Regions from separate parts of the Homo sapiens genome. Here all the other regions are linked to region 3. A link is a loop called in an ENCODE intact Hi-C map of the cell type or tissue named here. Cell type or tissue: GM12878. All regions are shown on one strand.

Evidence for each region. A loop is a pair of places that touch in the nucleus more often than their neighbours do. Peaks named below come from ENCODE experiments on the same cell type or tissue, not always from the same donor. Only the 100,000 strongest peaks of a DNase experiment are listed, where the experiment ranks them.
Region 1: a loop joins it to region 3, with 3 times the contacts of the local background. A loop is called at or near these places in 2 of 110 quality-filtered maps.
Region 2: a loop joins it to region 3, with 6 times the contacts of the local background. A loop is called at or near these places in 42 of 110 quality-filtered maps.
Region 4: it touches region 3 in a loop (4-fold over the local background); 23 of 110 quality-filtered maps call a loop at or near these places.

What each region holds. Positions count from the first base shown.
Region 1 is chr17:29,846,265-29,854,264 of GRCh38, forward strand. It overlaps SSH2 (slingshot protein phosphatase 2), which reads right to left. Exons shown (of 16, transcript NM_001282129.2): 2 at 2,585-2,665. Among named protein-coding and RNA genes, the nearest start is that of SSH2, 80 kb to the right of the region's middle. In GM12878, no CTCF peak of the experiment used is centred here; a DNase peak (open chromatin) is centred at 4,057; H3K4me3 peaks cover 494 bases; H3K27ac peaks cover 453 bases.
Region 2 is chr17:29,864,574-29,872,573 of GRCh38, forward strand. All of the region lies in intron 1 of SSH2 (slingshot protein phosphatase 2), which reads right to left. Among named protein-coding and RNA genes, the nearest start is that of SSH2, 62 kb to the right of the region's middle. In GM12878, a CTCF peak has its summit at 3,416; no DNase peak of the experiment used is centred here.
Region 3 is chr17:29,927,913-29,935,912 of GRCh38, forward strand. It overlaps SSH2 (slingshot protein phosphatase 2), which reads right to left and starts at 2,316. Exons shown (of 16, transcript NM_001282129.2): 1 at 2,026-2,316. The coding sequence starts at 2,088. It also overlaps a transcript of EFCAB5 not described here. RefSeq lists silencers at 1,516-1,565, 2,076-2,355, 2,506-2,595, 3,329-3,498, 5,459-5,753. In GM12878, CTCF peaks have their summits at 2,364 and 3,627 (motif pointing left); DNase peaks (open chromatin) are centred at 1,789, 2,279 and 3,459; H3K4me3 peaks cover 3,362 bases; H3K27ac peaks cover 2,657 bases.
Region 4 is chr17:30,018,288-30,026,287 of GRCh38, forward strand. The region is part of intron 7 of EFCAB5 (EF-hand calcium binding domain 5); the gene reads left to right. Among named protein-coding and RNA genes, the nearest start is that of EFCAB5, 81 kb to the left of the region's middle. RefSeq lists a silencer at 3,424-3,718. In GM12878, a CTCF peak has its summit at 3,613 (motif pointing left); no DNase peak of the experiment used is centred here.

The DNA of each region.
Region 1 (8,000 bases), 82 kb before region 3:
CTCAAGTGATCTGCACACCTCAGCCTCCCAAAGAGCTGGGATTACAGGCATGAGCCACTGTGCCCAGTCTGAACAAAATAAATCTTATAGGATACCATATAAGGAGACTGGTACATATTCCATCAATGAGGTTGCCCACTGGTGATGAGCTCATGATGGCTATCAGCTGAGATTTCATGTCAGCACTGCTCCTGCTTATCACACAACACTGGACAAAGATTATAACCTTTCACCCTCAGTTTGTCATCTGCAAAATACTGATAATAAGTGTTCACATGGATTTATCAGTTAACGTTTGCAAGCACTAGGAAAATGAGCACCACTCCAGCTATTAATGAATCACAATAACTTAACTCATGCCATTCCAGATTCATCAACACTGAATGAAATGCAGTTGTGTAAATAAATACGTGAATGAGGTCCTGAAATGGTAACTGCATTCACTGTGACATGAAGATGAGGAAGCCAGCCTAAGTGCAGGTAGTAATATGGTGATATACTTGAGACACATCTTACTTCAAGAGATAGTTTACATTAGTGAAACTTCAACAATATGTATGGAGTGCTACTATGAGCAATAAATATCCTGATACAGACAATTCATTTTTTATGGTCAAGGTTTGTAGAACCTAGTTTTGGTGACAGCTACCTGTTGGAAGAGATCAAGTCAAGTAAAATTATAGAAAACAATCAAATCTGTAAAAAACAATACAGTTTTGAAATGTGTTATGATTCGGTTTATATAAACTCTACTTTTTAAAATTTGTGAAGTAGGATTCATTCTATACCAAGACACAGAAAAAAAATGTCCAAGTGGGAAAAAGGTTTGCTATGTTTCTAAACTTCAGTTTGATACAAGGCCATCTTGAACCTCTCATAAAATAGGGGGGAAAAATTCCAAGAGCGGCCCAGTCTCCTATGGGTATAACAGTCCAAAAATATGCTTGAATAAAGTCTTTCCTCACAGTGCCATCCCTAATCTGCACAAGCTTCACAGTAAAGGGCAGTACACCTTAAAAAAAATCAGGTTGTCACCAAGTCTTCAACTTAGAGCCAGTGAGAAGCAAATAGATAAAAATGTCAGGCATCTGGGCTGAAAGGTGAAGCAGAGGGCAGAGACCAGGGCCTCTCACAAAGAGCTGGTCCTCTCTATTTCTAATTTTCATTAATACAACTGGGACGGTGTCTGCATTTTTGTAGCCGACCCCCTCAGGTTTTTTTGAGGGAGGGTGGTGCTCAATAGGAGACAGTTATCTAAATGACAGTTGGAGAGCTCATTAGTTTTCCTGACCCACAACTCTTCCCTTCACTTCCCTCCAGAATACTTCCAACACCCCTTTAAGGTAGAACAATGTGTATGAACTAATAAGGCAAGAGTCCAGCAGGACTTGTTTTCTGGTCACAACACTGCTGAACAAAGTAGGATCTGTTCCAGATGGGATAAAGCAAAGAAACTGGCCAAAACCAGCAGACTGTGACAAGGGCAATCCCTGGCTGCCCTCATTGCTCATTAGCATGGACACTCCCACCAGCATCATGACAGTTTACAAATGCCATGGCAATGACCCAGAAGTTACTGCCCCTTTCCTAGAAAGTTCTAAATAACCCACCCCTCAATTTGCATTAACCTGCCCCTTAATTTACATGTAATTGAAAGTGGGTATAAGCGAGTATATATACAGTTGCCAAGAGCCCACACGTTGCAGACTCTGGGTACACTATCTATGAGTTAGTGCTGTTCCACAAGGAGCAGTACTGTTCAATAAAAGATTGCTGTCTAACACCACAGGTTTGCCCTTGATTTCTTTCCTGGTGAAACTAAGAACCCTCCTGGGCTAAGCCCCAGTTTGGGGGATTATCTGTCCTGCATCACTACTAGGCCATTCAATACTCAGGGGGAAGTTCACTTATATCTCAGGATATACTGAGAATTTCCACTGCTCATTGCAACACACAAAAATAAGTCAATTTAAGTTGTTCTCTAACTTCAGCCTGACTCTTGTGGGTAAGTAAGCAGGAGGTCAGATGGGATAAGTAAAATTTATAACATCCCATGAAATGTAGTTAGATAAAGTTCTACATTTAAGATGATCAGGTCGGGTTTCCAGTCCAGTGATTATAACACTATTTGGCTTAACATTATCAATAGCTAAGACATGTGAGGCCCATGTACGTGAGGAATAAAGGCCCTGTGGCAGCACCAATACCAAGCAGTTGCCACAGGGAAAAGAATAATACTATTGACCATTAAAAAAATGTGTGCATGAGGGGAAAAAAATCCCACAAAAAGAGTCACACTCTTTATTGAAGGAGACTCACTCAAGGTTCCAAGATGCCACATTTTTTCTACTTTGATAAATAACTTTTGAGTGGTCATTGCCATGGCATTATGCATATAAATGTACCATACTGTTTATATATACACTCATTCTAAGCCACCTATTTGCCTTCCCAGACATTTGGCTGAATGGGGTCAAATAGATAAAATAATAGGCACTATATCAGTTGCATTTAATAGCCAAATTTACCCAATAAGATTTTACTTGAATCACCAAAGTCTGTATAAAAACATATACCTACGTACATTGGAATCAGTAAAGATTTCTGATTCTTCACATTCACAGCAAAGTAATGCTGCTGATTCACTGTCTTCCAAATGAGAGCTCTGTAATACAAACAAGATCATTTCAGAGATCCAAACGAATGGGCCCATAAGCACGAGGGGAAAAGCAAGCTGAAATCACTGAGTCAGTGGTGTTAGCTCACAGGTGAGAAGCTGCAATTCTGATTAGTGATGGCTATTTTGAGAGAACACTGCCAACAAGGTGACTGGTTAGTTGATTGAGGAATGCTTGATCAACTGAAGCATTTCCTATGGTTTCCCGATTTGGGGAAAGAGCCAGCACATCTTTTTCTGTAAAGATGGTGCTGCTAGCCGGGCACAGTGGCTCACGCCTGTAATCCCAGCACTTTGGGAGGCGGAGGCAGGAGGATCACAAGGTCAGGAGATCGAGACTATCCCAGCTAACACAGTGAAACCTGGTCTCTACTAAAAATAGAAAAAATTAGCCGGGTGTGGTGGCCGGTGCCTGTAGTCCCAGCTACTCGGGAGGCTGAGGCAGGAGAATGGCGTGAACCCGGAAGGCTGAGCTTGCAGTGAGCCGAGATCGCGCCACTGTACTCCAGCCTGGGCGACAGAGCGAGACTCCGTCTCAAAAAAAAAAAAAAAAAAAAAAGATGGTGCTGCTAATCCTTTGTAGTATGTACTCTGAACTCTTCTCAGACTGGGGATAGATTTGTGTTCATTTATCTTCACATCCAAAGATACACATTTGATGTATTTGTTTAGAGATAGGCTATAGAATATAGCATAGGGCCTGATTACGGGATCTAACTCTTAGCCTAGCCTCATTAGCTCTCTGCTGCCAAGTGTTCATATGAGCCAAGAGACAGGCCAGGCACAGTGGCTCATGCCTGCTAATCCTAGCACTTTGGGAGGCTGAGGCAGGCAGATCACCTGAGGTTAGGAGTTTGAGACCAGCCTGGCCAACATAGTAAAACCCTGTCTGTACTACAAAAAAAAAAAAAAAAGTATATATATATATATATATATATATTAGCCGGGCATGGCAGTGTGTGCCTGTAATCCCAGCTACTAGGGAGGCTGAGGCAGGAGAATCGCATGAACCCAGGGGGCGGAGGTTTCAGTGAGCTGAGATCACGCCATTGCACTCCAGCCTGGGTGACAGTGCAAGACTCCATCTCAAAAAAAAAAAAAAAAAAAAAGAGCCAGGAGACATGCCCTACCCAAGTCCCCCAACAGGCACCAGAAAACAATTTAAAACCTTTTCTTCTGTTCTCTAATCTCTTTCTAAAAATCTGTCTAGAAGACAGACAAGGAAAATAAGACAAAGGAGTGAAATAATTAGCTGGTAACATAGGAGTATTTTTCCCTATGACTAACAACTCAAAAAAGGGAACAGAAAAGGCTCCAACTCTGACTCATTAGATTCTATTCAAATGTTTGCTGTTTAGCTAACAGCAGCTGGAAACTGAGTTATCCCTACATGGATCATTGATGCATAAGCTTACGTCATTAAAACTTCTCACTACCAGTGGCTGAAACTTATAACTACTTCATGGCTATCCTAGTTGATTCCTACTTTAATTTTTCACAGGTAGGGCTGTGTTTCATCTAAAGTATACCCTCAGAGATAAGAGTTTTAGAGTGCAAATAAACTTAAAGAAAGTAAAGCTCAGAGTTACTCTTTCTGATAACAGCCTTGCTCCTGGTTTACTTCCTTCTCATTTTTTTTCTACTCTGACCCTTTGTCTACTTTTAGTTTTCTGTCTTAAAACCAAGTCTCATCTGGCATTGTCCCTCTCTCTTCCTCTTTTAGAAAATAATCAGAAATAACCAAATATTTAAAATCATTGTTGCCCGAGCGTGGTGGCTCACGCCTATAATCCCAGCACTTTGGGAGGCCGAGGCGGGTGGATCACGAGGTCAGGAGATCAAGACCATCCTGACTAACATGGTGAAACCCCGTCTCTACTAAAAATGCAAAAAATTAGCCGGGTGTGGTGGCGGGCGCCTGCAGTCCCACCTACTCGGGAGGTTGAGGCAGGAGAATGGCGTGAACCTGGGAGGTGGAGGTTGCAGTGAGCCGAGATCGCGCCACTGCACTCCAGCCTGGGCTACAGAGCGAGACTCCATCTCAAAAAAGAAACAAACAAACAAAAATTATTGCTAAAAATCCTACAAATGTAAAGTCTTTTTAATTCTTGTTCTCTTATATTTTGGAGGGGGGAGAATAAGAACATTTACTCTCCATCTAGCTTAAAAAATATATAAAATATTTGAAGACTTCTGGAACTCGTATTAGGAAAGCTAAAGGCTTAATAATAAATATTTGAAAGAATTAAAATGGTAGAGATCAGAGCTGTTTTCAATCTTCCCAAGCTCTCATACTACAACAGATAATAATATAGATAATACTAAGCACATCAAAAGTGGCTTGTCATTGTCACAGTATAAAAACTAGAGAGAGGCTGGGCACGGTGGCTCACACCTGTAATCCCAACACTTTGGGAGGCGGGTGGATCACCTGAGGTCAGGAGTTCAAGACCGGCCTGGCCAATGTGGTCAAATCCCGTCTCTACTAAAAATACAAAAAATTAGCTGGGCATGGTGGCGGGCACCTGTAATCCCAGCTACCCTGGAGGCTGAGGCAGGAGAATCGCTTGAACCCAGGTGGTGGAGGTTACAGTGAGCCAAGATCATGGCCATAGCACTCCAGCCTGGGCAATAAGAGCGAAACGCCATCTCAAAAAAAATTAATAATAATAATAATAATGATAAAAACTGGAGAGAGCTTGAGCCCAGGAGTTGGAAACCTGCCTGGGCAACATAGTAAGACCCCATCTTCATGACAAAAAAAAAATAATAATAATCAGCCAAGTATGGTGGCACACCTCTGTAGGCCTGGCTAGTTGGGAGGCCGAGGTGGGAGGATAACTTGAGTTTAGGAGTTCGAGGCTTCAAGTGAGCCATAATTGTGCCACTGCCATCTGGCCTGGGCAACAGAGCTAGATCCTGTGTCCAAAAACAAAACAAAACAGACCTGAAGAGAGAAAAGTAAAAATTAAACCAAATTACACTAGTTAAGATGTTGCAGCTTTCATTCTTATAAATATTTCAGATGTCCACACTAGCTCTTTCAAAATGACCTTTCGGCTGGGCACGGTGGCTCATGCCTGTAATCCCAGCACTTTGGGAGGCCAAGGTGGGTGGACCACCTGAGGTCAGGAGTTCGAGACCAGCCTGCCCAACATGGTGAAAACCCGTCTCTACTAAAAATACAAAAATTAGCCAGGTGTGGTGGTGCTCAATCGTAATCCCAGCTACTGGGGAGGCTGAGACAGAAGAATCACTTCAACCCGGGAGATGAAGGTTGCAGTGAGCCAAGATCACGCCACCAGAATGGGTGACAGAGTGACACTCTGTCTCAAAGAAAAAAAAAATGACCTTTCAAGAAAGAGGTCCTGTAACCACACTTGCATTCCTAAAGTTATTTTAAGACTTTATATATATATTCATCAATTGAAACAATTCATTAAGATACAAGGTATCCATTAAAGTGGGCTGATGGCATTACAACATAATTGGTTCATGGAACAATTGTTTACTTGCAACCAACATATTTAGTTCTAAATTAAATTCTGAGAAACCTAAAGGAAGACAAAGGACAAAGGTCAAGTTCATTTCCCTGCCTTCTGAAACCTGGTAATTTTTTTTTTTTTTTGAGACGGAGTCCCGTTCTGTCATCCAGGCTGGAGTACAGTGGCGCAATCTTTGCTCTCTGCAACCTCCGCCTCCTGGGTTCAAGCAATTCTCCTGCCTCAGCCTCCCGAGTAGCTGGGACTACAGGCGCGTGCCACCACGCCGGCTAATTTTTTGTATTTTTAGTAGAGATGGGGTTTCATGGTGTTAGCCAGGATGGTCTCTATCTCCTCACCTCGTGATCCACCCACCTCGGCCTCCCAAAGTGCTGGGATTATAGGCGTGAGCCACCATGCCCAGCCAAGACCTGGTAATTCTAATTCCTGAATTGTTTCCGGGTTCTGCAGAGTGAACAGTCTTTCTCATGAGTATATGGCTTATTCCAAGATTGCAAGGACGAATTAATATTTAGGACCTCTACTAAACTACACAATTATTTAAATAGATGCTAAAAAGCGTTTGACAAAATAGTCATTTCTGGTTTCAAACATTTTTAGTAAGCTAGGAATACAAAATGCAGCCTTAATTCACTGCAGAGATTTTTTTTTTTTTTTTTTTCCAGAGTCTCACTCTCTGTTGCCCAGGCGGGAGTGCAGTGGCGCGATCTCTGCTCACTGCAGCCTATGCCTCCCGGGTTCAAGTGATTCTCCTGCCTCAGCCTCCCGAGTAGCTGGGACTACAGGTGCACACCACAACGACCGGCTAATTTTTTTATTTTTAGTAGAGACAGGGTTTCACCATGTTGACAAGGATGGTCTCCATCTCCTGACCTTGTGATCTGCCCACCTCGGCCTCCCAAAGTGCTGGGATTACAGGCATGAGCCACCGCGCGCGGCCTAGGTGGGCTTAATTATACATAGCAACTCTCAGTGGTAGGCCTTTACCTCAACCTTGTTGCCTGAATTTCATATTGTAAATTCCCTCAATGTTTCTTCTAGCATGAAGGTGGTGATCTTCCCCAGTTTGTAGTGCAGATACCAATTCTCTTTTCTTTATTTTCTTCTTTTGCATGTCCCTTTGGCAGGAATTTTGAGGAGGGCAAAGTCAAACTCATATTCTTGCATTGGATGTATCAAGCCCAAATCTTAACTAAACTGAGTTCATATCCTGGTTCTGCCACCTACTAGCAGTGTGATTTTGAGCACATTCCTTAATTTCTTTGAGCTCAGTTTCCTCATCCATAAAAATGGACACAACAATAACATCGATCTATTAGGGTTGTTGGAAAGACTGTATGAGAGATAACATAAGAAAAGCATTTAGAGACTTAGAGCCAGGTGTGGTAACATGTGCCTGTAGTTCTAGATACTCAGCCGCTCTAGAGGCTGATGAGGGAGGACTTGAGCCTGGGAGTTCAAGTCCAGCCTGCACAACATAGCAAGATAGGTGTCTCTACCAAAAAAAAAAGTAATTAAAAAAAGCACTTAGAATAACTTAGCTTCTGATGTTGCCACTATTACTGCTGCTTCTAATAATAATAATAAATATTACTGTAATAATATTAATCTCCTTCCTAGATGTAAAAGGCTTATACATTTGGGTTAAAATTTTCTTTCAAAGAAACTTTTGTCTTCAAGGGAAATTTTGCTTATATCAAGTCTTAAGTGCTTTTCATTCTTAAAGACAAAATCATATTCCCTACATAACCTGGAAGCAACTGAGCTCACAATGAGTCATTCATTGCCATTTATTGTACCCCTACTGCGTATTAAGCACT
Region 2 (8,000 bases), 63 kb before region 3:
CCCATACAAATGCCACATTACTTGTAGTTGCAAATTCACACCCTCACACAGAGATAATCTGAATACTTACTAAAAAAAAAAAAAAAGAAACAACGCTGTCATCTCCTTGAGGTAGTTTTGTTTGTTTTTTGTTTTTGAATTTTTTCCCTTCTCTTTTTCTAATATAATCAGCTTCCCTAAAAGGGCATGTTTCTGAAATGAGAGAAAAAAATCCTCTAAGCAGTGATTCTCAGTGTGGTCTCCAGACCAGCAGAATCACCTGACAACTTGCTAGAAATGCAAATTCTTGGGCCCCACCCCTGATCTACCAAATAAAAATCTAGTGTAGTGCCCAGAAATGTGTTTTTCACAAGCCCTCCAGGTAATTCAGATATAAATTAAAGTTTCAGAGCCACTGGTCCAAAGTATTTGCTTCTGTATATAGCACTTAAATCACTGCATTAAAACTAGAATGGTGGAATCATATCACTCCTATGAAAACAGTTAAGCAGTGGGTTTCCAAATTCCAATGACTTCTCCAGGCACTGAAGAAACAGTTTCTCTACAACCAAATTGAAATAAGAGATAAATGTCTTCTCTATTATACATATTTGACTCAGATACAAAAACAGACTTAATATTCTAAAATGGTAAGTCTACAATTAAAAGAAGTGTAAAGTAATTTCTGCAACTTAAGATTGATACAGCACAACAATTAAATCACTGCAGCTGTGTGGAGAGATAACATTTATTTTAACATCAGAGCTTGGAGGGAAGAAAGAGAATCAGCAGTTTAAACTCAATTTGGAAATTAGAGATCCCCAGCAGGAAAGCTTTACAACCCAGTTTCCTATCCAGTCTATAAAATAAAGAGGGAGGACTTGGGATTCAACCTCTTCCTGGCAGATAATTTGCTGAGAGTAAAAATGCACTGTATCATTTGTCAGGGCTCTAAGGAACTTCTAACCCTAGTTTAAGGAAGAATCATGGATACCAAGAATAAATCACAAATACTCTAAAAAATCATTCCTTGAAGGGGAAGAAGACTTTGCTGACCTTAATTCCTATCACAGATTTCACTGAACCCAAATGGGGTTTGGTTTCATTAATTTAACCTATAAAAGACAGAAATAGTTGAAGCTGCAGAGAAAATAGCAATGGAACCTGAAACAAAGTCTAATTGTGATTAATTAAAAATTAGTGTCTTCTAAAGACTACCAGAAGATGAAGAACAATAAATTTACAAATATCAGAAATGAGGGAGCAGGCTGGGCATGGAGGCTCACGCCTGTTATCTCAGCACTTTGGGAGGCTGAGGCGGGCGGATTACCTGAGGTCAGGAGTTCGAGACCAGCCTGGTCAACATGGTGAAACCCTGTCTCCACTAAAAATACAAAAAATTAGCCAGGCATGGTGGTGGGTGCCTTGCAGTCCCAGCTACTCAGGAGGCTGAGGCAGGAGAATCGCTTGAACCCAGGAGGCGGAGGCTTCAGTAAGCCTAGATCGTGCCACTGTATTCCAGCCTGGGTGGCAGAGTGAAACTCCATCTCAAAAAAAAAAAAAAAAGAAAGAAAAGAAATAAGGGAGCAAAGGAGACTATATGCTGGAAGAATTTGAAACCAGTTTAGAAAAATCAATTAACTGAAAACAAGCAGTACAAAGATCATTTAGAAATTTATGTGTAGATATTGAATTATGTTTTCTCACAGAAACATTCCTAACTAATGCTTGGATTCCTAAACTAGCAACTGATAGCAAAACTACCAAAAGCAAAGTGGGGTTATCTCCAGTGAGATGCAAAAGCAGTCATTCATATGTACAAGTTATTCGGTTTACATAGAGGGCTGCTACTTGTATTTGATCAACACCTATATAGTGCAAAATGCACACCAAGTTAGGTACTATGACAGATTCTGAGAAGTAATCATCCACAAAAAACAACAAGTTAATAAACAAGTTTATACAGACAGGGAAAAGCCAAGGAGCCAGAGGTAGATGTTCACTCCTGTCTGAAAACCCATGAAAAGAACAATGAGAAAAAAATGGCAACAGCATCTCAGAACTTCTAGACCTAGAATATCAGGGCACAAAAGAGAAGCTCTTGGAGTTATGTGTCTAGTTGCTAATTAAATGGCTGAGGAGAACTGAAATGGAAATTCATAGAGAGGCTGGTTTCTCTCTCCTTAGGCAAACCAAATATTCTATTATTTTCCATTTTGGGTTAGGCTTCTGCTATTAAGTTAGCTGCTGATTTCCCTCCTGTTCTGTGTAGTTTTATTTATTTTATTTTTATTTTTAGAGACAAGGTCTCGCTCTGTTGCCCAGGCTGGAGTGCAGTAGTGCCATATCGGCTCACTTCAAACTCCATCACCAGGGCTCACACGATCCTTCCATCTCAGTCTCCTGAGTAGCTGAAACTACAGGCCATGTGCCACCACGCCCAGCTAATTTTTTGATTTTTTTTTTTTTGGTAGAAATGGGGTCTCCCTGTTGCCCAGGCTGATTTCAAACTCCTCGGCTCAAGTGATCTTCCTGCTCCCTCCCAAAGTGCTGGGATTACAGGCATAAGCCAACATATCCAGCCCTGTGTAGGAGTTTTTAAAAGATCAGTCCTGTTAACTTCATGAGGTAACAGCAGGCTGGCAAAACAAGGAGATACTGCAAGGTTAACTCTGTGTGTGCTGAAAGCATGCAATTCTTTTGACCTCCATTCACTTGTAAATCACCTTACATATTAGTTTTACAGTCTTTAAAACTGTAGCATTCTAGTTATTTATTTCTCTCCTCAGACCAATATATGAGAGCTATCTGTGGTTTAAATACAACCATCAACTTCCCCCAGCCCCTGCCACAAAAACACTTAACAAAAAAAATCTGTGTAGCTTGATTTGGGACCTGGACTATGAAAGTAAATTAGGTTTTAGAGATGCTAACGTGTGTATCAGGTAGTATGATCACTGTATGTGTGCAAAGAGGTGGAGTTCTGTTATTTCCTTACAGAATGAAGGTTTGAACAGCAAAAGGCAGATATTTTAGAGAAACTAAGCAACTTCAGAAAGGCATCTGAAGAAAAGAAGACACTGAGTAAGAAAGGAGGGAAAAGCATCCCTTGAACATTTGTCTGGGGATGTATGCCAGGAAAGAAAGACAAGTGCAGAAAGATCGCTGTTACTTAGAATGCTGAGACTACAAAGTTAGGTGTCAGATGATTGTGAAAAGAGCCTATTTCCTCGCAAGTAAAGAGCTCTATTCCTTCTTTAATAAATAAGAGAACTGAAAGATTTAGCTCTAGTATTAGAAGAGGAACCTAGATTGATATCAAGGAAGGCTAGAGATACCTAAAATTAAGAACTACCAGGCTGAACTGGGGGTAAAGTGAGTGATGGTCTTATATTTGCAATTAATTTCCTATATAGCATTCTGACCACAAGATGTCCTCACACTGTAACAAGGTCATTTTGTATTCTAATTGATTAAGTGCACTATGATGAGAGAAGCTGCCTAGAAGGAGCTAAGTGAAAGCTTGTAAACCTCAGGTATAATCTTTCAAAGAGATTCATTCCCTATTCTTTGGAGAAACAGTTATACCAATGATTAAAACTCTCTGAGAAGAATATCACCTGAATAACTCTCTAGGGCTCTTCTTCCCTGATCTAAACCCTTGACATGTACTAAAAACTCAGTTAATTTTGGGTACAGCAGAGGTAGTACCTACCCCTCAAGATCCTTGAATCCATAAAATTGTTAAAGATGAGAGAAGCCCAATTACACATTTTGTCCTAGTCTGCCTTTCTTCTCGGTCACCCACAGTTCAGTAGCCAACACCATAGGGAGGTTGCCAAGCGCCTTGGGGGAACCCTCATGGAGGCAGAAGACAAGGTGCTCACATAAAATTCAGTTCCCGGCTGGGTGCGGTGTCTCATGCCTGTAATCCTAGCAGTTTGGGAGGCCGAGGCGGGCAGATTGCCTGAACTCAGGAGTTCGAGATGAGCCTGGGCAACAAGGTGAAACCCCATCTCTACTAAAATACAAAAAATTAGCTGGGCGTGGCAGCTTGTGCCTGTAGTCCCAGCCACTTGGGAGGCTGAGGCAGGAGAATTGCTTGAACCCAGGAGGCAGAGGTTGCAGTGAGCTGAGATCGTGCCACTGCACTCCAGGCTGGTCGACAGAGCAAGACTCCACCTCAAAAAAAAAAAAAAAAACTCAGTTCCCACCAGGAAATTCTTGGAAGAAGCCCTGTCGAATATTGGTCATGGGCCTGCAGAATCCTCCCCGTTCCCTTGGATGGGGAGAAAAATTGGCAGACTTTTCAGTCCCTCTCATCCAGCATCATGGAAAATAACCTAGAAAAGTGGGACTTTATAGAATGCTAATAGAGGTAGCTCAGAGCTGATTACAGGTTGAGCAATGTCAGGAAATAAGTAAAGGGATAAGAGTAGAAGTGTTTCAAAAGATTCTAGCCATAAAATAGCAATGCCCCAGAGCCAGAGAACAGAGGAGTGAGAGTGTCTAAAAAGAGATGTTTCTCAAAGAAATGAACATTTCTCTAAACTAGTTTCCATCTTAGGAAAAGGATTTTGGAGATGAATTCAGAAATTGCTTCAACGGACAGAGATTCTAGAGAGATGGTCAATACAAGGGGTCTTACCTACTAAACCATAATTGGGAGGTGTCATGAGAACCACTGGGGTGAGAAACTCCCAAAAGCTAAAGGAGGATCTTAGTAATCTAGGGACTTCAGTAATCAAGGAATGCCTCCTACAATCAAGAGTGTTGGTTGCCCGAAATCCAAGCCAACCATAACTTAAAGAGCAGCTTGCTGGTGAGCGGAAGCTCAACTTTGAGGTAGGGCTTCAGAGATAGCCACAAGGCTGTCCCCTTGTAGTGTCCCTTGCCTAGGATGCTTTGTGTCTTTATGGAGGCCAAAGAGAAACACCTTGGGTCTCTAAGCTTTAGGCCAAAGGGAAGATTCAGGACAAGAATTTAGCCCTAACTAACAAAAGCAAGAGACTAGAGACCCAAAATAGGAGAGCATCAAGGAAGAAATGAAAGATCGGGGAACTGCCAAGTCATAGGGAAGAATTACCCTGCCCAGGGCAAGAGATTAGCAGAGACCCTTGTGAATAAGACCCCCTGATTATTGCCAAAGAAAAGAGTTCCTCTGAAAAGAAAATTGCAGGAAAGAATAAGCTGCTTTTGACAACGGCTTTTTCTCATAAACCATATGAAGTGCAGGAAGGTCGCCTGCAGAAATCAGTCTGTGTTGATCTCTGCACAGAGTGCAGGCCCAGTTGAAATCAGAACTCTCCTCATAGGCAGTAGGAATAGATACTAAATCATAGGTGTTTATGATAGTCATTGGCCTGATCCTAGAAAAAAACCTGGAGTTTAGGCATGGACTTCTTGCATGGGATATTGGTCGGTACTATTTTTTTTTTCAGGTTTGGTTTTAGGATAGGACCTTGGGTCCCATCCTAGCTTTATGTCTATTAAAAATAAAACTATTCCCTTTGGGCCCGCAATTCTATTTCTAGGAATTGATTATAATTATGTTAAATGACATTTTCCCAATGTTACTCATTGCAGCATTTATTATAATAACGATATCCTGGAGACTGGTTAAATACATTATGGTGTATCTATATAATGGAATATTATCTGAAATAAATAAAAACAAGGAAGTTTTTGATGTACTAATATGGAAATATTTCTAAAGCAGAATAGGTAAAAAAAAAAAAAGCAAAATATGCAATATTGTATATAGTATGTCACCATTAGTGTAAAAGAGAAGAATGTGTGTGTGTATGCTTGCATGTCTATGCATGCAAAGAGACAAAGAAAACTATTAATATTGTTTGTGAAGAGGAGAACTGGATGGCCAGGGTACGAAAGTAGAGGATGACTTCATTATATACCCTTTATGAGGTTTTGACTTTTGAACTTTGTAAATGTCTTACCTAGTTTAAAAAATTAAACAAAAATAAATTTTAAAATCGAATAATAACAAAAGAACGTCTTTAGCCTTTTAGCAGTAAGCAAGTCCCAGGAAAAACCAGATTTGATTAAACTCTGACATGTGAGTGAGGATACTGACAAGTGTCACACAGGCATCTACTGGGGTCTGTGTGAACTTGTTTGGAGATCTGGAATACTGATACCATAAATCTAAAATCTGTACATGAAATCATTCAGACACTGATTTAGCAAATTTCTACTGAACTACCATGCCTTCATTGTCTATTTGATAAAAATAAGAGTTTTCTCTTAGAGTTTTTCTCTTCATAATCTGTAATTTCTACCTCAATACAAAACAAACAGGCTTTCTTTTAGATGGATATGATACAATTGAAGTCTGCACACCCCAAAGGTCAGAATGGAATCTTTCATGAGTAAACTCTAATTGCAGACAAAGACTCTTCTATATATGACAACATCATACAGGGCCAACTGAAGCAGTACTAAGACTTTTTGAAGTTGTTATATTCCCTTAAGCATTTCTAAAACTTTTCACATGAGAAAGTAAGGAAGCAAAATATGGTATTTTTGGAATGAAACTCTGGCTAACAGGGTTATGGGGCATCTGAGAAGTCACGGGATAGGTCTAACTTTCTCAGAGGGGAGGCTGCAATTGTTTTTTTTTTTCTCTTTATTTCCAACATCTGCTCTTAAAATTAGTTCTGCACAAATGTTTGCAGATACAGAGCAGCTGGCAGTCTTGCCTGCATTTTGCCCATTGGTGGATTGTAAGGAAGTCACTGAAGTAGGGCTATTGAATTTTCCATTTCTGTTCCAGTGTTTTCAGAGAACTGGCAAATTTATGTTCTGGAACATTGGACTCAGAATGTTAACATCCTACTGAATACTGTTTAGAGCTTGAGATATTCATAGCAGAATTGTAAGTTTACATCTAATCTCTCAAGACAACAAGATTTGAAAATATACTCTCTTGCAGCCATTTGTAGGCAATTCTTTTTCATGTCAGTGTGGAATAAAGATACACTGTTCTATTTATATTAGTGCTTTCTGATTCATTTGATTTTTTAAAATAAATAAGAAAATAAATCATAAAAATAAACATGCCCTACTTAATTAATAAAAAATGCAAAATAAAACAAGCTCCACTTTCATCTTTCAGACTGGCAAAGATAAGAGATTATAAATGTTTCCAAACCTGGGAAAAGTGAAAGAGGAACTCTCACATACTAATGGCTGGGAGTGTAAAATAGTAAAATTTTTCTGAAAGTAATATGACATTGTGTCAAAAATCTTAAAGATGTTCATGACCTATTAGTCGATTACAGAATTTAAAGAAATAGAGAGGTGTATAAATATTTATACAAAAATATTCCCTATTTTTTCTTATATTACATATATCAGCTCAAATGTTCAACAACAGATGAATAATTACATTGTAGAACACTGAAATGAGTTACTGTCCTTAATACAACATAGGGAACTCTTATTTCAGCCAAATCCTTTAATAAGCCTGATTGATTTTGTTAAATGGAAAAACACTGGTGGAAAGCAGTTGTCTATTAGACATTATGATTGCTCTTTGTTTTCAAAGTTATTAAAGGGTTAAATTGTTTCTTTTGTATTATGCACATGTTTGTTTTTAAACTAACTCCAGCTCTAATTCTTGAAAATGGAGAGTTTACAGCTTTCAATTTGTTTTACAATCCCATGGAATTGGTGACTATTATTAATATTACTCAGTGGCCATAACAGCACAGTATAACATCAACATGAACTCTTGGCTCCCATTCAAGAATCAAAATAGTAATATTAAAAAGAGTGTATATCCCTATTCCTAGAGACTACATTAACAAAGAAAGAAATCTCCCTCCCTCCCAAAAGAGAATAATGATATTTACAAAAGGTTAAGTGGGTACAGGAACAATAACTAAAGAAGGCAGAGAAGTCCTGGCATGGTGGCTTACGCCTATAATCCCAGCACTTTGGGAGGCTAAGGCGGGAAGACAGCTTCAGGCCAGGAGTTTTAGACCTGCCTTAGCAACACA
Region 3 (8,000 bases):
TGTCAAAAGTGACTATTAACATACCTCAAGATTCTAAAGTAACTCAAGTTTTGGCTAATGAAGTCATATCAAGTGTACACGGTCTTACTGTATACTAATCATTCACTTCAAGTAAATTAGTATGATGACAACTTGATATACATATATTATCATAGCATAAGCTATTTTCAACAGTGCCCAAGGAAAATAAATGTTACTATAGTACTGATTTCTAGTTTATTTGCATGACTCTACTAACTTTCAATCGATTTCTTCAAAATCAGGCCTAGTAACCACAAACCAAAGAGTTTACTAGTGGAGTGAATTAAGAAGGTTTGATGGTATGTTAATGACTTTCCAAAAACTAGCATAAAGTACTACACATAAGAATAAATTATATTAAAGATTTATTCCTATGATACTTGTCTTCAGATGACCCTAAAATGTTTTACCAGCTTTGAAGTACAAGTATTCTCAAATCACAAAATCTTAGATTAGAAATAGTCTTAGAAGTCCCCCACTGCAGGAATTCTTTATACCACCTCCCAGGCAAAATGTTCTCCAGCCTTTGCTTGAATATTTCCAGCAATGTGCACTCACTATTTTGCAAGGCAGTGCACTCCACTGTTACAAATTCTTCCTTACAATCACTGGAAATCTGCCTCCCTGAACCAAGAATCCCAGTTCTGCTCTCTGAAACAACACAAGATATATAACCTTTGAAATAAAATCACTTATTAAGATATAGTTGTCAATTTCATCACACAAAATGCAATTAAAGCTCAGAAAAGAAGAAACCACAACCATACACAACAAAACTTTGAAATTCAGGAAATTATACTGAAATGACAAGCCAGCAAATTTCAGGATATCAAAGCTCACACCTCAGTTAACATACAAATATTAAGGGTAACCTGATGATTTTTTTACAGTGGAAAGTGGTACAGTGTTTATTAAATACCTTTTTTTGCAACCTGATACTACCAAATCCACCAACACCGTTTTTAAAATTACAGTTCTGTAGGAAGTTCAAGGTGGTTTTCCCAGTTGCTCGCATTTTCACTCAGTTTATTTCTCTCTAAAACATCTGGATGTTGGTTTTTTAAAGCCCATTTGCCCCACTGGTGCAATATATTGTTTTTAAAAATAAATATTTTCAAAAATGGAGCCTAAGAGAATGGAGTGTAAACGAATGGGGGTGGGGCGAGGAGAGAAGGCAAAGACGGGCCCAGCGGGGAAAGGCTGGTTACTGGGTATTTTCCTTCTGAGAGCATGCTTTATTGGCATAGGCATCTGAGGTAACGAGCCATACAAACACGACCTTAGAACAAGAATGATCACGAGCAATGAGTGTAAGGCATAAATATCTGTAAGACGGAAATAATTTGACACTGATCACTAAGCAGCACCAGATGCTTCGGGACCTCATAAAGGAAAGGTAAGAGGTCCAGGAAACAGAGATCATTGCTACCCTCTGGGGTGGGGGGCAGGCGGGAGAAACCAAGGAATAACTACGGTTGGGCAGTTCAAAGCCTGAACAGTACAGAGCAAAAGAAAGCCAGCAAGTGACTAGGGGAAGGCACACACCCTGGCGAGTACGAAGAAGGGTGTGCAGTGTGCAAATACTGAACAGGTCTATGAAATGGTGTGGGTAAGAGATGTGGGTGTGGGTAAGGGGCAACGCAGGAGGCTCACGGTCCCCTCCCTGCAGCAGAGCAACAGAGGGTAAAAGAAGGGGGAGGGTGAAAAGCAAGAATGACTCATTACCAAAAGGAAGTGCTCAAGCCATAGGGAGGCATGCCACAGGGGATTTCAGGGCGAGGATTGTGAGGAGCTAGGTGCTCAGGGTGATGGGGGCAAAAATCAACGTCTTGTAGTTCCTGCTGCTAGTCTTTAACATGGGGGTGTGGGGGGGTTCGCGGCAGCCGAGTGCCAAGGCCTGGGAAGCGGCGCGGCGCGTGCGCAGTGGCGTTCGGCGGGACCCGCTGAGGCAAAGCGGAGCCGCAGTGACAGAAGCAAGCGGAGCGGCCGCCAGGAAGGACTCACCGAGGCGCAGGGGCTGGAGGTGGTGCTGGGGGTAGGTGACCGCTGGACCGTGACCAAAGCCATCTAGGCGCTGCTGGGTTGTTCCGGGCAGGGCATTCTTGTCCTGAGTGTGGGGGACGGGAGGGTGACGGAGCCGGGATGGGGAAAGGGGTGCGGGGTGGGGGTGAAGGGAACGGGGAGGAGGAGGAGGCCGCGGGAACGGCCGCAGACTCCGCACCCACCACCAGACTGTCGCCGACTGACGCTCCGAACGGGCGGCGGGCGGGCGGTTCCGCAGCTGCGGGGCACAATGAGCGCTCCCAGTGCGCAGGCGCCACCTGTCAGCTACCGCCTCTCCCCTCGGCGCGCGCCGCCGCCTGGTCGTAACCCTTGAGTTGCCGGAAGCTGGCCGAGTGCGTGCGCCTCGGGCCGCCGCACCCTCCTGGGTTTCCTCCTTCGTGCTGGAATCGCGCGGTTTGCCAGCACTGGGTGCTGTGGAGTGGGGTGGGGGAAGGGGCCGAAGGGAGCCAGCCCGGTGAGGGGTCCCAGGGCGGGGGGCCGCTGGAGTCTTCACTCCTGAGAGACAACCATTTTATGAGGTGGGGCGGCGCACAGCTTAACCAACCTTAAAAAAAAGCAGCTGAGATGAAAATCCTGAAGCAAACACGTTTTCTATTGGGAAAGGGCTCCGCGGAGTTTCAAACCCTCTCACTGGGCGCAGACAGAACTGGGCTAGACCAGTTTACTCCCTTCACCCCGGCTCTCGGGGGCTTTTTCTTAACTTTTCCCCCCCTTCCGTCTATGTTTTATGATGAGACTTCTGGAAAGAAAACCATTTTCCGTTTGATACCCTGGAAAGGTTTGTGGTACCCTCATGCTTCCTCTATTGCCTGTCTAAAGACTTATTCATTATTCCTGAGGAGAAGAGAAGCTGAGCGCGCCTGGGAGTCCGAGGAAGCCGGTTGTGAGGGTCCAGCCTGCTATTGACCTCTCACTTGCCTCCTGCTGTGAAGACAGTCTTTTAATTAAACAGGATTTGCTCGTTAAGCTTTCTTCTCCTTCGTCTCTAAATGTCATTCTTTCATAGACCTATGTAAAAATGTAGATTAAAAGATATTTTAAGGGAATGGTTTTCTCAGGGGTAAATTGTCTGCAGAACATAAGCAAAGAATGTAATGGAAAATCAAGATTAAAAAGGAAAAAAATTGCACAATGCAAATATCACTGATTATTTACACAAAGAAAGAGAGTTGACAAGGCTATTTCTCAGCTTGAGTGGATGAGCTGGTAAATACCACCGTACATATCAAAGCTGTAGAAAACACACACACTTGGGAGTTTGCAGTTATTAAAACCCACCCCCTCCTGTTTGTCACTCAAACACTCTTGGATCTCATTGCTTCTTTTAAACTGACAGGGCTGTCATGAGCTCTTTCTGGCTGCTGTACGGTTAAACGCCACAAGAGTCCTCTGTGCTGAGCCTTTGTTCTCTCCCTGGGGCCCTGTGGTTGAAATAATTAGCAGGGAGGTTCCATCAAGAATCAGACACTGAGGGTCCCTGTACTGTACAGTCCTATGTAGAGTGTAGTGCAGAGAAGCCAGCTGGTAGGCTTTTGCCCCCTGGTGGTGATCAGGAGTGCCTGTGAGACAAAATTAAACAAAGATGTATGGTTCACAGATTAAACAATCTGACTGTGTTTTCCCCAGAGCTCCGTAGTAAACAGGAAAAGAGAAGGCAAGTTTCAGAAGTAAGAACTTTGAACCAATGCATGGGAGACCAAAGAGGAAACTAGATACATAGCCAAAAAATACACATAGCTAGAAGCTGAATGAACTCAAATAAATGAAATATATGTGCTTTATGAACCAAAGTATCATTCTAGAAAAAGTAATATTCAAATCTGTAGGTCTTAGTACTTGTATGTTGATTCTCTGACTCAGGGAGGGCAACAATGATGTTCTACTTTTTCATGGTAACATACTCTTCAGAAATTCTTTTGGAAGATGAAAGGCTTAAGTCCATTAACCTTGCAGTGAGAAAGAGCACTACCATAGGAATCAGAAGACCTGGTTTCTAGTTCCAGCTCTAAAACCTTATGCAAATGGCTTGAACTTTTTGAGCTTTAATTCCTTTATCTCTACAATGGAACCCTAACTGACAAGATTCTTGAGATAATGTATGGTAAAGTTCAGAATAAACTGTAAATAAAGCCCTCTATGCAATTAAGATAACTTTTTTTTTTTTTTTTTTTGAGACGGAGTCTCCCTTTGCCACCCAGGCTGGAGTGCAGTGGTGCAATCTCGGCTCACTGCAACCTCCGCCTCCCGGGTTCAAGCAATTCTCCTGCCTCAGCCTCCCGAGTAGCTGGGATTACAGGGGCCCGCCACCACACCCGGCTAGTTTTTATATTTTTAGTAGGGACGGGGTTTCACCGTATTGGCCAGGCTGGTCTCGAACTCCTGTCCTCAAGTGATCTGCCCACCTCGGCCTCCCAAAGTGCTAGGATTACAGATGTGAGCCACTGTGCCCGGCTTTTTTTTTTTTTTTTTTTTTTTGACACGGATTTTTGCTCTTGTTGCCCAGGCTGGAGTGCAATGGCACCATCTCAGCTCACTGCAACCTCCACCTCCCGGGTTCAAGCTATTCTCCTGTCTCAGCCTCCTGAGTAGCTGGGATTACAGGCATGTGCCACCACGCCCGGCTAATTTTATGTCTTTTTAGTAGATATGGGGGTTTCACCATGTTGGTCAGGCTGGTCTCGAACTCCTGACCCCAGATGATCCACCTGCCTTGGCCTCACAAAGTGCTGGGATTACAGGTGTGAGCCCCCGCACCCGGCCATCATTCTTTTTCTTAATAGTAGAAGTAGATTAGTGGTCAAGACATGTTTCATCTGTAGGTAAGTGTGGAACATTTTTGTTCCACATATCTAAGGTGATAAAATCCTGATCAAAATTGAATTATGGGATGACAAAATTCACATTGTTTGTATCAGGAAGTTAATTTATTAATTTTCAGGGGAAATATCTCTTCCTGGTATATACCTTTTAAGGAAACTAAGATTTGGAAATTATTGGTGCATGTTCATTAATTTATTTACTAATAATTGAGAAAATATTTATTGAATGTGTATCATATACTAGACACTGCTTTAAGAACAAGACAAATGTTTATCTACCTCTTAGGGGCTCAAAGCCAATTAGTAGGGGAAAACACATCAACAAATAATTAGAGCGTAGCTTAGTGGTACCATGGCTTCTGTCACCTCGGCTAGGCGCGAAAGGAGGTATGTAGAAATATAGAAGAAGTCTATATACGTACAAAGTTCTATAGAAACAAAGGAGAGAAGGTCTGGGCAAATGTGCTCTTTATGATATTGGCTTTCAGGCTTTGTCTGCAGATCCCAGTACAGTCGCTTTGCGAACGGAGCTGGACCACACTAAGCATTTGATGAAATCTATGCTTTGTGCCCCATTTATACCTAATTTCCCTAGGCTCCACCCTGGTTCCTCCTAGGTCTTCTGGTGAACTGAGAGAGGAGATATCTTCTAATAGAGTGAAGAGCCTAGGATCCTCTTACTATTCTAGCTGAATTTGAGGAGAGAGAGGCCAAGAGCAGGATTCCCAAAAGAGGGAGCCAAAGAGACAAAAGTCCTCCTAGTTCTACTTAGAGCACTTTCACTCTTCCCACCTGCGATGCTGGAGGCCTGGTTGTACCACTGGAGTCCATTTAACCCTTAACTTGTATCAATACTTCTTCCGGGGTGAAATTATAGGGGAGCTTGAAATCTCTGAGGTTAGCTGGTTCTCAAGCTTTGAGAACCTGATGAAAACTATTGACCTTCTCTCCAGAAAAATGTACTTGCATATTTCTCATACCTACTAAAACCTATCAAGGAACCAAGGTGAAGAATCCTGATCTAAATGTTAAAGGGGTGGTTCTCTACCTTTTTTTTCCACATCATGACATCCATAGAAATAGTATTTGTACAGCACACTGGGATAAATTAAAGGGGATTTGGAGGCAGCTAATTACATGGGGCTTGGTGAAAAAAATTGTTTCTTTATATTACTTACTTTTAATGACAAAAATAAACATATTAAGGATGACACTAAATATTGAATTTGTATACATTTCCAAACAAAGATGTCTAAAAATTTAATGAAAAACCTGAGATTGCTTCTGTAAACATAACATTTTTTATACAGGATTTTATGATTGAAATGACGGCTTGCAGTTCTTGAATGAGACAGTTTAACAGTGATGTCTTCAAATTCTTGGTAGTCATTATTGATGAGAATTTAGTTCATACAAGTAGGTGATAAAAAAACTTTTAAACAATTTTCACAACAATTCAAAATTTAAAAGTATAAATTATAATTGATAATATATCCACATTATCACAGGGTATTTCCTCGTTACATTTGCCAATGGGAATTTCCCCATCTACCCAAACACTTTTTGTGTCAAGTATCTATTGCAAAATATTGATAAAGGTCTAATTTGCAGAGTTAGATTGTGTTATTAGATCAATAATTCTTCATCTAACTTGAACATAATTAAAAGGGCGCATCAGATATAAACAAAAGGAAGAATGCTATATATATAAAAAGAGAGATCATAAGCTGAGTTCATCAGGAGTACCTAGCAGGCCTCCCTGCATTTCCTGGCCTTATCTGAGGCTGTAAGTCCTGCTCTTTTGGTACCTGGAACATCCTCCAAAGCTCAGTGTTTACAATAGGCAGCAGTGTGTACTACAATTGTCTTGTGAAAGTGATGACCTGGTGGTAGAATACTCCTTGGCTTTGCTTGGCAAGAACTTCATTGTGCTGTCCACCAGTGGGACCATGGGCATACTAGGGTGGGTATTCACACCCTGATTTTGGGGGGCTGCTGAGAATCTCTAGATCACACTGCTTCTTGCCAGGAGTGAATTACCTAGATTTATCAACCACTCCAGTTATTTTAAGTAACTCCTCAGGCTGAATAGATCCCTATCTTGCAATATATCTATAACTCATTCATTGCATACCAAATGAAGTATTTCACTTAAAAGATTATGACTTATATAGCTAAGCTTAAGACAGAGCAAAAAAAAAGTGAGTCAAAAAAAAAGACACAAGAAATCATGGTCCTATCCTTGATAATCCAATCCCTTATATTTGAAACAATTTGGGCATAATTATAAGTATAAATTAATATAGCACAGATATATAAGAGCTGAGAGCAACTGCAGTATTATTGAGTCATGTGTTGCCTTCACTTGGTTGTATTTTTTCTTAAGTTTTATAAAAACTTTAACTTTTACTAACTTCATTTAACTGTGTCCTGACAGGAGACAGAAAGAACACCAGCTTGGGTGGGGTGTGGTGCCTCATGCCTGTAAGTCCAGTACTTTGGGAGGCTGAGGCAGGAGGATTGCATAAGGCTAGGAATTTGAGAGCAGCCTGGGCAGCATAGTAAGACCTCATCTCTCCAAAAAATACCACAATTAGCCAGGTGTGGTGGTACACACCTGCAGTCCTAGCTACTTAGGGGGCTGAGGTGGGAGAATTGCTTGAGCCCAGGAGGTTGAGGTTGCAGTGAGCTATGACTGTGCCATTATACTCCAGCCTGGGTGACAGAGCAAGACCTTGTCTCAAAAAAACAGAAACTCTACCAGTTATTTGCCAAGAAATTTTAACAAAGAATTAATAACTAGATATAAAGTTGTTAAGTAGATACCTAAAAAAGTAAAAAGAGAAATCTGAGGTATCACAATGGTGAGTAATTCATCCCACCTTAAGGGCTAGAAAAAAAAAAACAAACAAACAAAAAACAAGAAAAAACAGAGGAAGCAAAGGGAAAAATTTAGAAATTTAGAGGATTGGCCCCACAGAGCTAAAACTAAGGTCTCTGAAGAGAAAGTGCTGCTCAGCTGGTGTTAGTGCCTCTGAGATTAGAGGAGGGGCTTCATGGCACCCATGGTTCTGAGACACAGACTTCTGAAGCAGG
Region 4 (8,000 bases), 90 kb after region 3:
AAAGAAAACAGAAAACAGAAAAGTCAGTGTCTTCCTGTTGCTTATTTTGTAGGTGACTTGGTTGTTAGCTTGAAGTTCATCCTCAAAGTTAAAGAGTTTAAGTAGAATTGTCTTGGTATAGAGCATTTTGTTTTAAAAATGTATTGAATATGGTGTGATCTTTTGATTTTTATTGTTTTTTTTTCATTTCAGGAACATTTTCTCATGTCTTTGAATACATCTTATATTCTATTTTTGGACTGCCTACATTAGGGAAACTAAATATCCTTATGTAGGATTAGATTTGTTCTTTCTAATTTTATTAATTTTCTTGTCTTTTCACCTGAATTCACTGTGATAATCTAAACCTTTCTCTCTGTCAATAATTCCATTTTATGATGCTTGCGCTTTTAAATTTTGATGCTCAATTTGGCTGCTTACACCTAAACTCTACCCTTTTATCTCATTCTGCTGTTTCATCAGCTTGTCTTTGAGTTCTTGTCATATTGAATCTGTGTTCCTATTAAGTTGTTCTATAGCTTAAAGCAATGGCGAGGAACTTTTTTTGTTTTTTAGCTATTTTTTGCTAGATTGAGTTTATCTATTTGCTTTTATTCTCCCTGTGTTGTTTGCACAGTTGCCACAATCCTATGTTACTTCTTTTTGTAGTCCTTGTGCTTGCATGATCCTGCCCTAATTTCTATTTATTCTGATATGGTATGGATGCTTTCTTGACTTTCTTCCTAGCCTGACACCAGTTTGTTTTCACTTTGAATCTTCAGTTTAGAGGCTTGACATTTTCTTTTCTGGTGACTCTTCTGATTCCTCCTGTTAGAGTAAGAGAGGAAGAGAAGAGGAAAGTGCCTCTGGAACAAATGCAGTCTTTGTAAGCATGCCTGGGCTTTGTATTCTGTTTTATTCCATCCATTTATTCATTTATTTATTCAATAAATATGTTTGCTCTTATTTATAATGAACATTCTGATAAATACCAAGCTGAAGAGTTTCCCTCTATGCTTAATTTAATTGAGTGTTTTTAAAGCAAAAATTGATTTTGAGTATTATCAAAAGGCTTATTTTATTTATTGAGTAATCATATGATTATATTGATTTATTCTATTAATATAATGAATTAGATCAACAAATTCCCAAATATTGAACCATCCCTCTCTCCCTCTCTCTTTTTTTTTTTTTTTGAGATGGAGTTTCACTCTTGTCGCCCAGGCTGGAGTGCAGTGGTGTGATCTCAGCTCACTGCAACCTCCGCCTTCCTGGTTCAAGCAATTCTCCAGCCTCAGCATCCTGAGTAGCTGGGATTACAAGTGCCTGCCATCACACCTGGCTAATTTTTGTATTTTTAGTAGAGACGGGGTTTTCCCATATTGGCCAGGCCGGTCTTGAACTCCTGACCTCAGGTGATCCACACACCTCGGCCTCCCAAAGTGCTAGGATTACAGGCGTGAGCCACCGTGCCCAGCCCATCCCTCTGTTTCTAGAATAAGCCTCAGTCATGCATATTTTAGAAGAATTCCTAAAATCAGTCTTTTAATTCTCAGTTGTGCTTTTGTTCTTCATCTATTATTCAGCGCCTCTATTTAGTTTATTTTTATCAACATTTTTAATTGACAAATTATAATACGTGTATTTATGTACAACGGGATGTTTATATATATAAAATGTAGAATGATTAAATCAAGCTAATTAACATATTCATCATCTCACATCATTTTTCAAGATTTTACATATGTGAGATCGTGTTGTATTTGTCTTTCTGTACTTGGCTTATTTCACTTAGCATAATGTCTTCCAAGTTTATCCATGTTGTCACAAATGACAACATTTCCTTCTTTTTTAAGGCCAAATTATATTCCATTGTGTATATACACCACATTTAATCTACTCATTGTTAATGAATACTTAGATGGTTCCATATATTGGCTATTGTGAATAATACTGCAAAGAATATTAGAGTACAGATTTCTTTTTGGCATAGTCTCTATTTAGTTAAAAATTGTGTTATAATTGTTATTTCTATGAATATTTTCCTTCTTTCGGCTTAGTTTAAGTTGGATTTTACCTATGCACTATTCTTTTTTTTTTTTTCTTTTTTTTTTTTGAGACAGAGTCTCTCTCTGTTGCCCAGGCTTGAATGCAATGGCATGATCTCGATTCACTGCAACCTCCGCCTTCCAGGTTCAAGCAATTCTCCTGCCTCAGCCTCCCGAGTAGCTGGGATTACAGGCGTGTGCCACCATGCACAGCTAATTTTTGTATTTTTAGTAGAGGCCAAGTTGGCCAGGCTGGTCTCAAACTCCTGACCTCAGGTGACCCACCCGCCTCGGCCTCCCTAAGTGATGGGATTACAGGTGTGAGCCACTGTGCCTGGCCCACATATGCACTATTCTTAAAATCTGTAGTATGTAGTCTTGTTTATAATTATACTCTGAGACCCTATAAAGAGACATCCCAAGATAATATGAATTCATCTTTCATGTGATGGCAGTTGACTCTCATCCTCCACAGCAGGCTCAAGCCTGACCTTCCAATAAGGTGACTCTGAACCAGTGCAATTAAATTTTTTGGACCCCACTGTGGTCACTTTTTAATGTGTATGCCAGCTGTTGGGGTTACAGAGGTAAGTGAGGAGACAAACAGGCAAATAATTACAAATTATTGTATCAGCATGTCAGAGGAGGAACATTAACAGAGTAGGTGAGCCAAGATGTCTCAGATAATATATATAGCTGGGTCTTAATATGTATGTAGCTGGACAGATGTAGGAAAAGCAGAAAGGCTTTCCAGGAAGGAACAACATGTAAAAAGACATAAAGGTCTGAAAGAGTATGGTTTGTCTACATGATAGGAAATAATTTTTTTTTTTTTACTAGGATGTGAGGAATATGACTGGGGAAGGATGAGAAATAAGAGAGGAAAGTTAGGTTAGAACTCCATCTACAAAGATATTATATAGAATGCTAATGAGTTTATATAAGTACTATTAGGTATATATCACCTTTACCCCATTTTCTCCTTTGTGTCATTTTTTATATATATAACATATAAATATTTAATAAATATGGTATATATTATATGTAAATATATAAATATTTTTACATTTATATAAAATATGAGCATGTATTTGTGTGTTGTTATATATAATATAATGTTTATTAAATATTTATATATAAATATATATAATACATGTATATAAAACAACACACAAATGAGAAAATGGAGTGATATACATTATTTATTTTATATATATAAACAAATATAATTTTGTTTTAATGGATGGCTTGATCTAATTAATATTAGTTTTCCTGAAATTTCCCACTTTCTCTTCTTGAAGTGCAAACAGCACACAATCAGACACTTTCATTATAAAGAAGAGCTGTTACCTGAACAGAAACAAGAAAGTATTTCTTACATAGAAATATTTATTGAAAGTTTTTAGTTATCTCACCAACAAATCATTGGGCCATCCCATATGACATAGAAGTAGTGTTTGGAGCACTTGCTTTCAAAGAGATTGCTTTAAAGCTATCTTATCAGTACTCATTTAACGAAACTGGAAGATAATGTAATAATAAATGTTGGGCTTGAAGTAGAGATGTTACACACAGGTGCCGCCTAGTGGAGATACTATGTCATACAATTGCCCCTCAGATCATTTGTAAAGAGCAATGTAATTAGTACTCAGGATGGAGTATGGAGAAAACTGAGTCACTGAGTAATAATTAATATAGAGAAAAAGAGAAATGGAGAGAATGAATGTCACAGATGCCTTCATATTCCTACCATTTTCCTAGCGTATCTGTTTTCTGATGGATAAATGAACAGGTGATAATCTGTTTGTTGACTGTGACCTCTCTCACTTTTCATCTGTTTTATCATAGTAAATGAAGACCCAAAGTAACTACTTTAGAATGTTTACTTCTGGTCTCTTAGTTATTAAGAAAATAAAAAATATTTACTCAATACAATAATGCATTGTTGTATGGGAGTGTGTCTGTAGGTATATGCAGGAATTTATTTCCCCGTCTGAGGGTTGGAGACACACATGTGCACAGACATACTGGATTGGACTAGGGTAGAACCAGAGAAGGAGAGGATCAAAATATTAGTAAATTAAGGACACATGCAGGCACGCACACAAGCACGTGCACACAAACACACACATATAATTACAAAGCAATGAACAGACGGCAATGAACAGATGCAAACATTATAAACTAGTATATTCATTGCTGCTGAGGGATGCATAGCAGAAGAAAAGTGAGACTTCAGCAGGGTGGGTTAAGTGTAGGAAACTCGTCTGGTGGTCGTGAGTTTTAATTTTCTTCCACCTTCCACTTTGTTTCCTTACTTCAGAAAGAACCTTAAGAACAATGTTTTCAAAATTCATATACTGACGGAAACAATTTAAAAGGTAGAATATACTGGTTTATTTTGTTTTGTTTTATAAGTCAAGTGTTTAGAAATATGTTTTAGGACTATATCAGGTTTGTTTTAAATTATCAGAACACTAGCAAATGTAAAAGAACAGAAATTATAACAAACTATCTCTCGGACCACAGTGCAATCAAACTAGAACTCAGGATTAAGAAACTCACTCAAAACCACTCAACTAAATGGAAACTGAACAACTTGCTCCTGAATGACTACTGGGTACATAACGAAATGAAGGCAGAAATAAAGATGTTCTTTGAAACCAACGAGAACAAAGACACAACATACCAGAATCTCTGGGACACATTCAAAGCAGTGTGTAGAGGGAAATTTATAGCACTAAATGCCCACAAGAGAAAGCAGGAAAGATCCAAAATTGACACCCTAACATCACAATTAAAAGAACTAGAAAAGAAAGAGCAAACACATTCAAAAGCTAGCAGAAGGCAAGAAATAACTAAAATCAGAGCAGAACTGAAGGAAATAGAGACAAAAAAAACCCTTCAAAAAATTAATGAATCCAGGAGCTGGTTTTTTGAAAGGATCAACAAAATTGATAGAGCACTAGCAAGACTAATAAAGAAAAAACGAGAGAAGAATCAAATAGACGCAATAAAAAATGATAAAGGGGATATCACCACCGATCCCACAGAAATACAAACTACCATCAGAGAATACTACAAACACCTCTACTCAAATAAACTAGAAAATCTAGAAGAAATGGATAAATTCCTCGACACATACACTCTCCCAAGACTAAACCAGGAAGAAGTTGAATCACTGAATAGACCAATAACAGGCTCTGAAATTGTGGCAATAATCAATAGCTTACCAACCAAAAAGAGTCCAGGACCAGATGGATTCGCTGCCGAATTCTACCAGAGGTACAAGGAGGAACTGGTACCATTCCTTCTGAAACTATTCCAATCAATAGAAAAAGAGGGAATCCTCCCTAACTCATTTTATGAGGCCAGCATCATCCTGATACCAAAGCCGGGCAGAGACACAACAAAAAAAGAGAATTTTAGACTAATATCCTTGATGAACATTGATGCAAAAATCCTGAATAAAATACTGGCAAACCGAATCCAGCAACACATCAAAAAGCTTATCCACCATGATCAAGTGAGCTTTATCTCTGGGATGCAAGGCTGGTTCAATATATGCAAATCAATAAATGTAATCCAGCATATAAACAGAACTGAAGACAAAAGCCACATGATTATCTCAATAGATGCAGAAAAGGCCTTTGACAAAATTCAACAACCCTTCATGCTAAAAACTCTCAATAAATTAGGTACTGATGGGACGTATCTGAAAATAATAAGAGCTATCTATGACAAACCCACAGCCAATATCATACTGAATGGGCAAAAACTGGAAGCATTCCCTCTGAAAACTGGCATAAGACAGGGATGCCCTCTCTCACCACTCCTATTCAACATAGTGTTGGAAGTTCTGGCCAGGGCAATTAGGCAGGAGAAGGAAATAAAGGGTATTCAATTAGGAAAAGAGGAAGTCAAATTGTCCCTGTTTGCAGATGACATGATTGTATATCTAGAAAACCCCATTGTCTCAGCCCAAAATCTCCTTAAGCTGATAAGCAACTTCAGCGAAGTCTCAGGATACAAAATCAATGTACAAAAATAACAAGCATTCTTATACACCAATAACAGACAAAAAGAGAGCCAAATCATGAGTGAACTCCCATTCACAATTGCTTCAAAGAGAATAAAAGTACTTAGGAATCCAGCTTACAAGGGATGTGAAGGACCTCTTCAAGGAGAACTACAAACCACTGCTCAATGAAATAAAAGAGGATATAAACAAATGGAAGAACATTCCATGCTCATGGGTAGGAAGAATCAATATCATGAAAATGGCCATACTGCCCAAGGTAATTTATAGATTCAATGCCATCCCCATCAAGCTACCAATGACTTTCTTCACAGAATTGGAAAAAACTACTTTAAAGTTCATATGGAACCAAAAAAGAGCCCGCATCGCCAAGTCAATCCTAAGCCAAAAGAACAAAGCTGGAGGCATCATGCTACCTGACTTCAAACTATACTACAAGGCTACAGTAAGCAAAACAGCGTGGTACTGGTACCAAAACAGAGATATAGATCAATGGAACAGAACAGAGCCCTCAGAAATAACGCCGCATATCTACAACTATCTGATCTTTGACAAACCTGAGAAAAACAAGCAATGGGGAAAGGATTCCCTATTTAATCAATGGTGCTGGGAAAACTGGCTAGCCATATGTAGAAAGCTGAAACTGGATCCCTTCCTTACACCTTATACAAAAATTAATTCAAGACGGATTAAAGACTTAAACGTTAGACCTAAAACCATAAAAACCCTAGAAGAAAACCTAGGCATGACCATTCAGGACATAGGCATGGGCAAGGACCAAAAGCAATGGCAACAAAAGCCAAAATTGACAAATGGGATCTAATTAAACTAAAGAGCTTCTGCACAGCAAAAGAAACTACCATCAGAGTGAACAGGCAACCTACAAAATGGGAGAAAATTTTCGCAACCTACTCATCTGACAAAGGGCTAATATCCAGAATCTACAATGAACTCAAACAAATTTACAAGAAAAAAACAAACAAACCCATCAAAAAGTGGGCAAAGGGTATGAACAGACACTTCTCAAAAGAAGACATTTATGCAGCCAAAAGACACATGAAAAAATGCTCATCATCACTGGCCATCAGAGAAATGCAAATCAAAACCACAATGAGATACCATCTCACACCAGTTAGAATGGCAATCATTAAAAAGTCAAGAAACAACAGGTGCTGGAGAGGACGTGGAGAAATAGGAACACTTTTACACTGTTGGTGGGACTGTAAACTAGTTCAACCATTGTGAAAGTCAGTGTGGCGATTCCTCAGGGATCTAGAACTAGAAATACCACTTGACCCAGCCATCCCATTACTGGGTATATACCCAAAGGACTATAAATCATGCTGCTATAAAGACACATGCACATGTGTGTTTATTGTGGCACTATTCACAATACCAAAGACTTGGAACCAACCCAAATGTCCAACAATGATAGACTGGATTAAGAAAATGTGGCACATATACACCATGGAATACTATGCAGCCATAAAAAATGATGAGTTCACGTCCTTTGTAGGGACATGGATGAAATTGGAAATCATCATTCTCAGTAAACTATCGCAAGGACAAAAAACCAAACACCACATGTTCTCACTCATAGATGGGAACTGAACAATGAGAACACATGGACACAGGAAGGGGAACATCACACTCTGGGGATTGTTGTGGGGTGGGCGGAGGGGGGAGGGATAGCATTAGGAGATATACCTAATGCTAAATGACGAGTTAATGGGTGCAGCACACCAGCATGGCACATGTATACATATGTAACTAACCTGCACATTGTGCACATGTACCCTAAAACTTAAAGTATAATAATAATAAAAAATAAATAAATAAATAAATAAATAATCAGAACACTTTGATCCCCAAAAGACAACTCATTCCAAGAGACAAAACTTAACAATTTGTATCACTTTTAACACTGGTGCCGA